Regions from separate parts of the Homo sapiens genome. Here all the other regions are linked to region 1. Evidence: chromatin contacts called from ENCODE Hi-C data. All regions are on one chromosome and are shown on one strand. Each heading gives the region's core, a stretch centred on a gene start or an enhancer-like site at or near the end of the contact. The rest is flanking DNA. Distances are from core to core; before and after follow the strand shown.

Evidence for each region. A loop is a pair of places that touch in the nucleus more often than their neighbours do. Pooled maps may share reads with other maps.
Region 2: a loop to region 1 is called in a map of IMR-90, with 2.2 times the contacts of the local background. The contact joins two enhancer-like sites. A Hi-C loop is called at or near these places in 2 of 168 maps with a recorded cell type or tissue (IMR-90 and endothelial cell of hepatic sinusoid) and 2 of 37 single-sample maps with no recorded cell type.
Region 3: a loop to region 1 is called in a map of heart left ventricle, with 2.1 times the contacts of the local background. The contact joins two enhancer-like sites. A Hi-C loop is called at or near these places in 4 of 168 maps with a recorded cell type or tissue (CD8-positive, alpha-beta T cell, Caco-2, breast epithelium and 1 more) and 2 of 50 pooled maps.

Annotation. Positions count from the first base shown.
Region 1 is chr7:47,087,556-47,090,303 of GRCh38, forward strand. No RefSeq gene overlaps it. Among named protein-coding and RNA genes, the nearest start is that of SNORD151, 380 kb to the right of the region's middle. Within about 2 kb of position 1,381, at least 2 of the 41 ENCODE cell types and tissues checked have a DNase peak (open chromatin) inside an H3K27ac peak, as active enhancers do.
Region 2 is chr7:47,148,098-47,150,845 of GRCh38, forward strand. No RefSeq gene overlaps it. Among named protein-coding and RNA genes, the nearest start is that of SNORD151, 320 kb to the right of the region's middle. Within about 2 kb of position 1,359, at least 2 of the 41 ENCODE cell types and tissues checked have a DNase peak (open chromatin) inside an H3K27ac peak, as active enhancers do.
Region 3 is chr7:47,043,967-47,046,714 of GRCh38, forward strand. All of the region lies in intron 2 of LOC105375268 (a long non-coding RNA gene), which reads right to left. Among named protein-coding and RNA genes, the nearest start is that of SNORD151, 420 kb to the right of the region's middle. Within about 2 kb of position 1,333, at least 4 of the 41 ENCODE cell types and tissues checked have a DNase peak (open chromatin) inside an H3K27ac peak, as active enhancers do.

The sequences.
Region 1 (2,748 bases), core at 131-2,630:
AAGGCCAGTGTGGGAAGGGCACTGTGGAAAGCGAACGTACCAGGTTCCCAGGGAACAGCCAGATGAGGCTACCTGCTCCAGGCCAAAGAGAGGGAGCAATGCCACACCTCCTCCCAAGGGGAAGTAGCTCAGGCCTCATGTAAGTGAAGAAAGACCTAGACATTTGCCTAAGGACCAGGTTTCTGGATCTCCTCACACTCAGGAGGAGCACAGCCCCACCCTTCTCAATCCAACTTCTGTAGAAGGAGGTAGGCCCCACAAGCCAGAAGAAATTCTGAAGAAGGAGAAAGAGGGGGTGCGTGGACCTTCTCTCAAGCCTGGTGGATGCCTGTAGGTCCTTCTATCTACCAAATTGCACCTTTCCCCAAGTCCCAGATGGAGCAATCATCCTCCCTCTGCCTCCCCACCTCCCGTGGACTTCAACCCTTATATTCATGTTAGAATCTCTCTGCCTCTTCCTCTGACTTGATTGTTTGCCCTGGAAGGCATGAATCAGACATTCACATCACATAGCCAGGATGTGGTGCAGTCTCTGGAACAGTGAGCCACTGAGGGAGTGGGTACTGGAAAGGTTCATAGACTAACAAACACCTCAACGACTGCTGCTAACTTGGGTGCTTCAAGGCATGTGCCTGAATCCCACCCAGAGATCCCAGCTGCAGAGTCCAAGGCCCTGAGCCCAGCCACACAGCTCAGGAGTGATTTCTTCAGGGCAGAAAGGCCAGGGAGACTCCTCCAGCAGCTGTGCCAAATGCTGTGCCCAACTGTGAGGAAACAGTGGCAAAGAGGTATAGGTTAAATGTGTCTGGTAGTGGGCAGGCAAGGAATGAATTGAGGTGGGGAGAAGGCCAGCAGCTCAGCATGCCGGGGAAGGCACGCTGCCACCTGCTTGAAGCAATCCATTTGGTTGACCCTCTGGATGTCTGCACTCAGCCAAAAGCACACGGATAAATGTCCTACATGGCTCACAAGCTCTGTGGATGAGTCTGTGTCTGTGGACAGAATCCTCAGTCGTCCAGGGTGCTGGCCAGCTGTCCTGCTCAGTGGCTCTATGGCCATGAGCAATACCCCTCTACCAGGCTGGCTGGCCAGCTCTGATGGGCCTGGACACACCACACTCCCCAACACAGGGCACAGAAAAAGTCAAGAAATAAGGATTGATCAAATCTCTATCTGGGGACGATAGGTGACATTAGTCTTTGGAGGGAGCCATTGCTAGTTTTTCAAGCAGGGTGGAATGCGAGGAGAGCTGGGCTTCAGAGGTGTATAGAACCAATTAGGAGTTTTGACCCGCCATGGTTTATTTTAGGATCAGGGAACAGGTGCTTGCTGGCTGGCTGGCCCAACCTTCTGAGGCGCCATCCCAGGCCGCATGTCAGGCGCCCTGTGGAATGTTGGTGCCCACCGCGCTGAGCCTGAACTCTACGCTCAGATGTTGCCATCTAGTGGTGACAAGGTGCAAATCTCACCCTTCGCCCTAATGCATAAAGGATCAGGAATTTTAAAAGAAATACTTTTCTAATAAAGCAAATTAAGGAATACTTTTTATTCACTTTTAAACAATACATAGAAAAGATTGCATTTTTGGTTTTGGCCTCTTTAGCCTCCTAAATATATACAAAAATCACATCAAGAATGTAAACTACCAGAAGTCAAGGAGTTGGAGTTGCCCAAGTGCCTTTATTGAGACTACAGTTTCCCCATGGAGTAAATCTCAGTTCGTTACTTTAATTAAACACATGTCAAGAGATATTTGTGATATGAAGGAATGAAATTTAAATTTTCCCTGCATTTCCTCATTCTGATTCCAACTTGGTTACTTACCAGGTAAATGGCACATAAATTCTCTGAGGCTCATACTCTTCACTGGCAAAATGGGAACGCATGACACGATAATAGGAAAAAGTGATGTGAAAAGACGATAAAACCCTGAAGGCACAACTCTGGGTGTGTCCTGACTGCTCAGGTGTCTCCCAGGGCGGCCCATTTGATGACACAGCCATGGTTTCCTCTCTTGAACAGGGGGTCTGTGTCCGCTTACTTTACCTAAGAGCACACTCACCAGCAGCCCCTGCCAAGAGTGTTCAGTTCGTGTTCTGCGCAGTGTCTAAGATATTCCTAATACTTAACAGATGTCAAAAATGGAATATTCATGATAAAAATACTCTTTAGTTTTCCATAAGCTCCAGTGACTAGAATGAGCCTTTCAACCCATGAAAGGATCCAGTCCTGGCTGGATCCAGAATTCAGGGAGTTCTGAATTTTGTGATTTCAAAGTGCTGATTGGTTAAGATACAGGTTACGTTCCTCCTGCACTACCTACCCAGGCACCTTCCTCAGTGATGAGACTTTACTCCTACAGCCCATCTCTTCCTAAATGGATGGCCAGCTCACCTAGAATCTCTCAGGGATTTTGCACTTAGTCTTACTTCCCGCTCCTAATTTTTAGTTTCTCTCTCTCCTTTTCCACTATGAGCAAACACCCTTTTGTCCCTTGGCTGAAGTCGATCATTCTGTGAGAGTGCTGCCCCTTTGGGTTATGGTTCTACTTGAAATTGATCCGTAACAAACACCTCTATGTCCTCATTGTCATTTCCTGAAAGGAGGTGTAAGTCAGGTGCAGGAGACTGAGAAGAGTAAGGCTGAGCCTCACTCACAGGCACACACTGTGGTGGGACAGAGACATCCCACAGTATAGCCGCAGGCCAAGAGCGAGTCCCCTCAGGGCCCCAGAAAAAGGCAGAGTGG
Region 2 (2,748 bases), core at 109-2,608, 61 kb after region 1:
GGATATTTATGCTGAATTCAACTTATTACTGTTTTTAACAATACTGAGAAAAATCTTACACATATATATTCATATATGGCACAAAATTTCCTCGACATACCATTGATAAATGAGATTGTTCAAATGGATTAGCAATATTTCAAATCAGATAATAAATGGTGTTTGTAAAGCACTTACTGATAAGATACAATTCCTAAAGCGTATTTTCAAACTCAAAGTAGAGATATATTTAACTACCCTCCATCTATGAAACAAAACAGAAAACGGAGTGGAAAATCCTGATAAGATTAAACATATTTCTTATTTATTGCCTGACCTAATTTGGTCAGTCACCTCTAGTTACCTTTAACAGTTTGAAGTCTGTGAGAGAGGCCTTTGACTTATGCTTCTTTCTTTAATGGAAGGATTTTTTTCCCTTTTTAAATAGTAAGACTTGTGTGATGATAGAGCAAAGGTTTTTCTAGAGGAAGACATTTGCTCACCAATGTCACTGATCCTAGTTCTCTTTTCTAGCCTGAGGGGCAGTTATTAAAAAGAATTCACCACAAAGAGTCTATTTTTCTTATTAATCCACTTCCACGGGGTGGGGAAATAAAGATAAACTAAGGATGAATCTATAAATTATTTACATTTTTCTTCTTTGTTAGGACAGAATCCATGACCAAATCATCTTGGAATCCTGCAGAGTTCCTGATGCTTAACACTAACTCCATTTGGACCTTAATCACTTCATTTGACCATTGCAATAACCATATAATATCAGAAAAGGCAGATGTCATTTTTCCCATTTTGCCAATGAAAATGAAAGACTGACAGGGCAGAAATGCAATGAGGCTAGCCAGGCTAAGAAGGGGGGGCACTTTTTTTGTAAGAAAGGAACAGAGAATTCTCTCTGGCTGGGAAAGAAGAGTGTATAAATAAGAGCCAGGAAACTGTTGCTTATCAGATCCGCGAAGCCCAGAGGATTCAATTCAGGCCAGTGCTACTATTGCAGGTCAGATTACAAGGAAGAGTGTCAAGAGGGAAAAGATGTTGAAGTCTTTGCCCTAGCTATTTGTGTAATGTCCACACGAAGATGTGATTAAGCACTATACGTGTGGCACTAGCTGTTACTGTACAATCAAAACTTCAATCAGAGTCATCATGAAGCATCTGTCTTGATGGTATGACTTTTAAGTCTAGGTGTAATGAGGCTGGAATGATCTATGGCAGGGGTTCCCAACCCCCAGGCCACAGCATTGGTCCATGGCCTGTTAGGAACCGGTCCACAGAACAGGAGGTGAGCAGAGGTGAGTGAGCATTACTGCCAGAGCTCCGCCTCCTGTCAGATCAGCACCGGCATCAGATTCTCATAGGAGCGCAAACCATATTGTGAACTGCACATGCAAGGGATCTAGGCTGAGCCCTCCTTATGAGAATCTAACTAATGCCTGATGATCTGAGGTGGAACAGTTTCATCCCAAAACCAACCCCCATCCCTGGTGTCAGGAAGGTTGGGAACCGCTGCTCTATAGTGTCAGCTGTCATACACCTGGTGTGGTGGGCAGTATGGTGGCGTTAGGGGAACAGAAACCAAATTTGAGAAGTTCATGTTTATTTCAGTTAATGTTTATTTCAAATTACACATCCTATATGTAACTTCCTCTTCTTTCTCTTTCTCTGCCTTTTTTATTTTTGTCTCTCTCATCTTTCTCACTGTTATTCAGAGAGAACTTAAAGGGGCAATAACTTCAAACACATGGACTGTGACCAATTGACAAATATGGGTGCTATGGGAGCTGCACTCAAGTTTATCTTATTTCCTCCATGTCTTCCCATCCACCCTATCACTAAAATAGACTTCCATGGACACACGGGGCCCACATGAGCACCCACACAGCCTTCCCTGAGAGCGCCATAGGACCCTTCTCCTGGGCCTCTCTTCCACTGCTGTCTGCAGTCCAGGGGCTGGCACCACCAGTCAAGAGGCTGATGACTTACCTAAAACCACACAGGTAATGGCTAATTATTGTACAACAGAGATGTGTAACAAACAACTGAATTACCCTAGCAGCATACAACAACAAGCATTTCATTTTACTAGCCACCTGTGGGCCAGCTGGGCAGTTACGGTCTCAACTGAGCAGTTCTACTGGTCTGAGCTGGGATCACGGGGTTCACTTAGGTGTTGTGAGATTTTTTAAATAATAAAATAGAATTCCAAATACAATTGCATTTATGGAAAATATTGTATTTACTCCAAACAAATTGATGCACACATGTTTTGGCGATAAGGAAAGATTTTACATTTGTTGTTTGTGATAAAATTAAGAATATTATTTATTTTTTTAAAGGTGCATAAACCCATCACTCTTCTGCAATTATTTCCATGTTTGTGTATTCTCTTGTATACAAGAGAATTTTTGTAAAAAACAAAGGGTTGTTATAATATATATCCCATTTTATATTCTGCTTTTTCATATTTTCAAATCTCCCTATTATCAATTGTGAGTTGACTAGAGATTGGATGTGTGGCTTTACTGATCTGGGCTGGGCTCTCACACATGTCTGGGCCCAGCAAAGACAGCTGGTCAAAGCAGAGAAGCAAGGGATACCACAAACACGTGCACAGCCTCTTAATGCCTAGTGCTCAAGGGTTGCACAGCATCACTTCCTCACATCCTATGTTCAGACTTTGGAAACGGGGAAATTCTTTCAATCTCTTGATTAAAGGGACTCCACAGTCACATTGCAAACGATTAGGATGCA
Region 3 (2,748 bases), core at 83-2,582, 44 kb before region 1:
GTACTAGGCATTTCATAGACTATATGAGAGAGGAGGTGGGTGTCTGCAAGACACAAGGATGTAGCCTTTAGCAAATCAGAGAAGGAAGAGCTAAAGATATAGACTCTTCTATGAGCAATGATGGAGAAGTTGAGATTATGCTATAGGTAAGAAATTAATCTGTCCAGTGGGAACCACTATACTCCTGCCTGGAATGCTCCATACAAGCAGACCTGGTGAGATACAAAAGAAAAAAATAATAACATAGAGAATCTGCAAAGAAACACCAAAGCAAATATATCTGTTCCTCTTGTAGGTACACATGTATGCACACACACATACTCACGAACATACATGCATACAAACACACATAAAAACATACCCACAAACATGCACAAAAATATACAGAAATTCAAAAACACAGGCATACACGTACACACTCACATATGCACATATCTGTGAACACACACATGTGCATGCATACATACATATACAAATATATGGTTTATCCTACAGTTTGCCTTCTGTTCTTTTCAGCTAATTTTTTTATTGTTGTTTAAGAAAAACAAAGGGTAAACAACAAATACTAATTTAATTTAAAACACTTAGAAGTGTTACGAAGAAAAAGGACCCTAGTTTGGGGCACCAAGTGAAAGGTAGGAAAAGTTCACTGTTTCCCTGAGTGGGAAGACCAGGTGAGCTGCCTCACTCACAGTCAGGCCTGCGGATGTCCTCTTCTATTAAAAGGGTCAAGATAATTGTTGTTACTTAGCAATAAGCCAGGGATGATCATGTTAATGGATTTGCACTTTCAAGTCTTTCACTGTGGTCTGTGGTTTAACTCCTAGGCCAGGACCAGCGGTGGCTGTGACTTAGCAAGGGCCTCTGATGCAGAAGACAGCACCAGCTGGCTCCATTAGACCTTAGACCACCTGCCAGCCATGTTTCTGTGCAGCAAACGTTCAGTTGTTATGTGGAATTAGTTTTGCTTTTTTCACTTGGCTGTTGTGAACATCAAGTAAGATCATCCACAAAATGGTCCAATAAAACATAATGATGCTGAACAATCATTTTGAACAATGTATGCATATTTGATGCATCAACATGCATTGGCCAGGTATGTGTAAAGTGCTGTGTCACTTATTTTTAAATGAATAATCACAAAAAGAAAACTTCTGGAATAAAATATCATGATACAAAATAAATATCTAGAACAAAATATGGGATAGGATAAAGTCTGCTTTATCATCAAATGTCCAATTTCTTGGGAAAATGAGAGACAGAAAGCCTGCAGCCAGGGCAGGATGTCACATGTATAATTAGTGCTCGGCCCAAGTTCCAGAGCCTCTGCCCTTTGACACAGGGGCCAGTGCTCTCTTGAGCGACTCTCCAGCTTTCTGCTTCCCAGAAACAAGCCTGGGAGGCAGAAGCAGATACAGAAGGTCACAGAAGAACATATGAGAAAGTAAACACAGCGAGATTCTCTGCCAGGCCCTGGCAGCCGGACTTGCAGCCTTCTTGGCTCCAAGGGATTAATTCTGAAGGGCAGGGGGAAGGAGGAGAGTAGACTGCATAAAATCACATTATCTCTGTCCCTTTTCCTTCAATTCCTGTGAGGAATAAACCTCAATTATATATTACAAGTAGGGCATCGTATTATCTAAGTGGATGCAATGGTGCAGCATTTACTAGGGCTTCTGTTTATCCATGCACCATGACACAGGGCCCTGACATGCCAGAGCCCTCGAAGTGCTTGCTGATTGTTAGTAGGATAGAAAATGGAATCCAGGCAGACACAGCTTCCGAGCACAGCTCTGACTTCTGCACCCAAGTTTGGATTCTGAATTCCACCTCGTACTTGGTGCCTGAGATTACTTCACCTTCTCAAGCCTGTTTCCTCACTTGCAAAATGAGGATGGTAACCGCAGTGCCCTGGGGATTAAATAAGATAATACAGGAAAACGCCTTAACCCCTGTAGCACTCAGTGTATGAGCTGTCACTCTTGTGACTCCATGCTGTCTGCCTAGGAAAAATGCAGAGCTGGCTGGAAAAAACCGATTATCAGAGAAACCAAATGCAATTTCTAAACACAGGGGCCAGTGCAAGGTTGAGTTTAGGAGTCATAGAAACAGAGGGTTAGGCTGAGGAAGTCATGGACAGAGAGAGAGAATTTTGCATGCATTTGAGAACATGTAAGTTTCTGGGGCTGGAGGAAAATCTTCCCTACCTTTAACCCATTTTCAATCGTACTTGATCATTGAAAGTAATCCCATTACAGAAAATGGTTGTTAAGATGCTTATAATCAATCAGAAAGAAAACTATATACCAAAACTTGGGGTAGATGACACCCTACCCTGCTAACTGGTAAAGTTTCAGCTAATTTGGAGTGAGGAGGAAGAAAGTTGCAATGAAAAAAACAGGGAACCCAAACGCTCTTGCTGATGAAAGAGCCTCAGTCATTGACTGCAGCACATCAAAGAGCACAAGATGGGTTCTGCATCTTTGTCTCCCATTTTGTTTTGTGCTGATTTCTCACAGGGCCTGTGTCTGACAAGTTTTGCACACTTAGCTGACAAAGGGGAAGGCCAGTCAGAGCCAAGAATTTTGGGCAAAAATAGGCATAATAATGAGACGGACACCTCAAGTCCTTCCAGGTATCAAGAAAAGTATCAAATCCATTTTAAAATATATTTTCAGACAGATAAAATATTAAGTCCAGATGTGGAAGCTGCAGTAGAGGGTGCAAGGAGCTGAGGCAGGGCAGGCT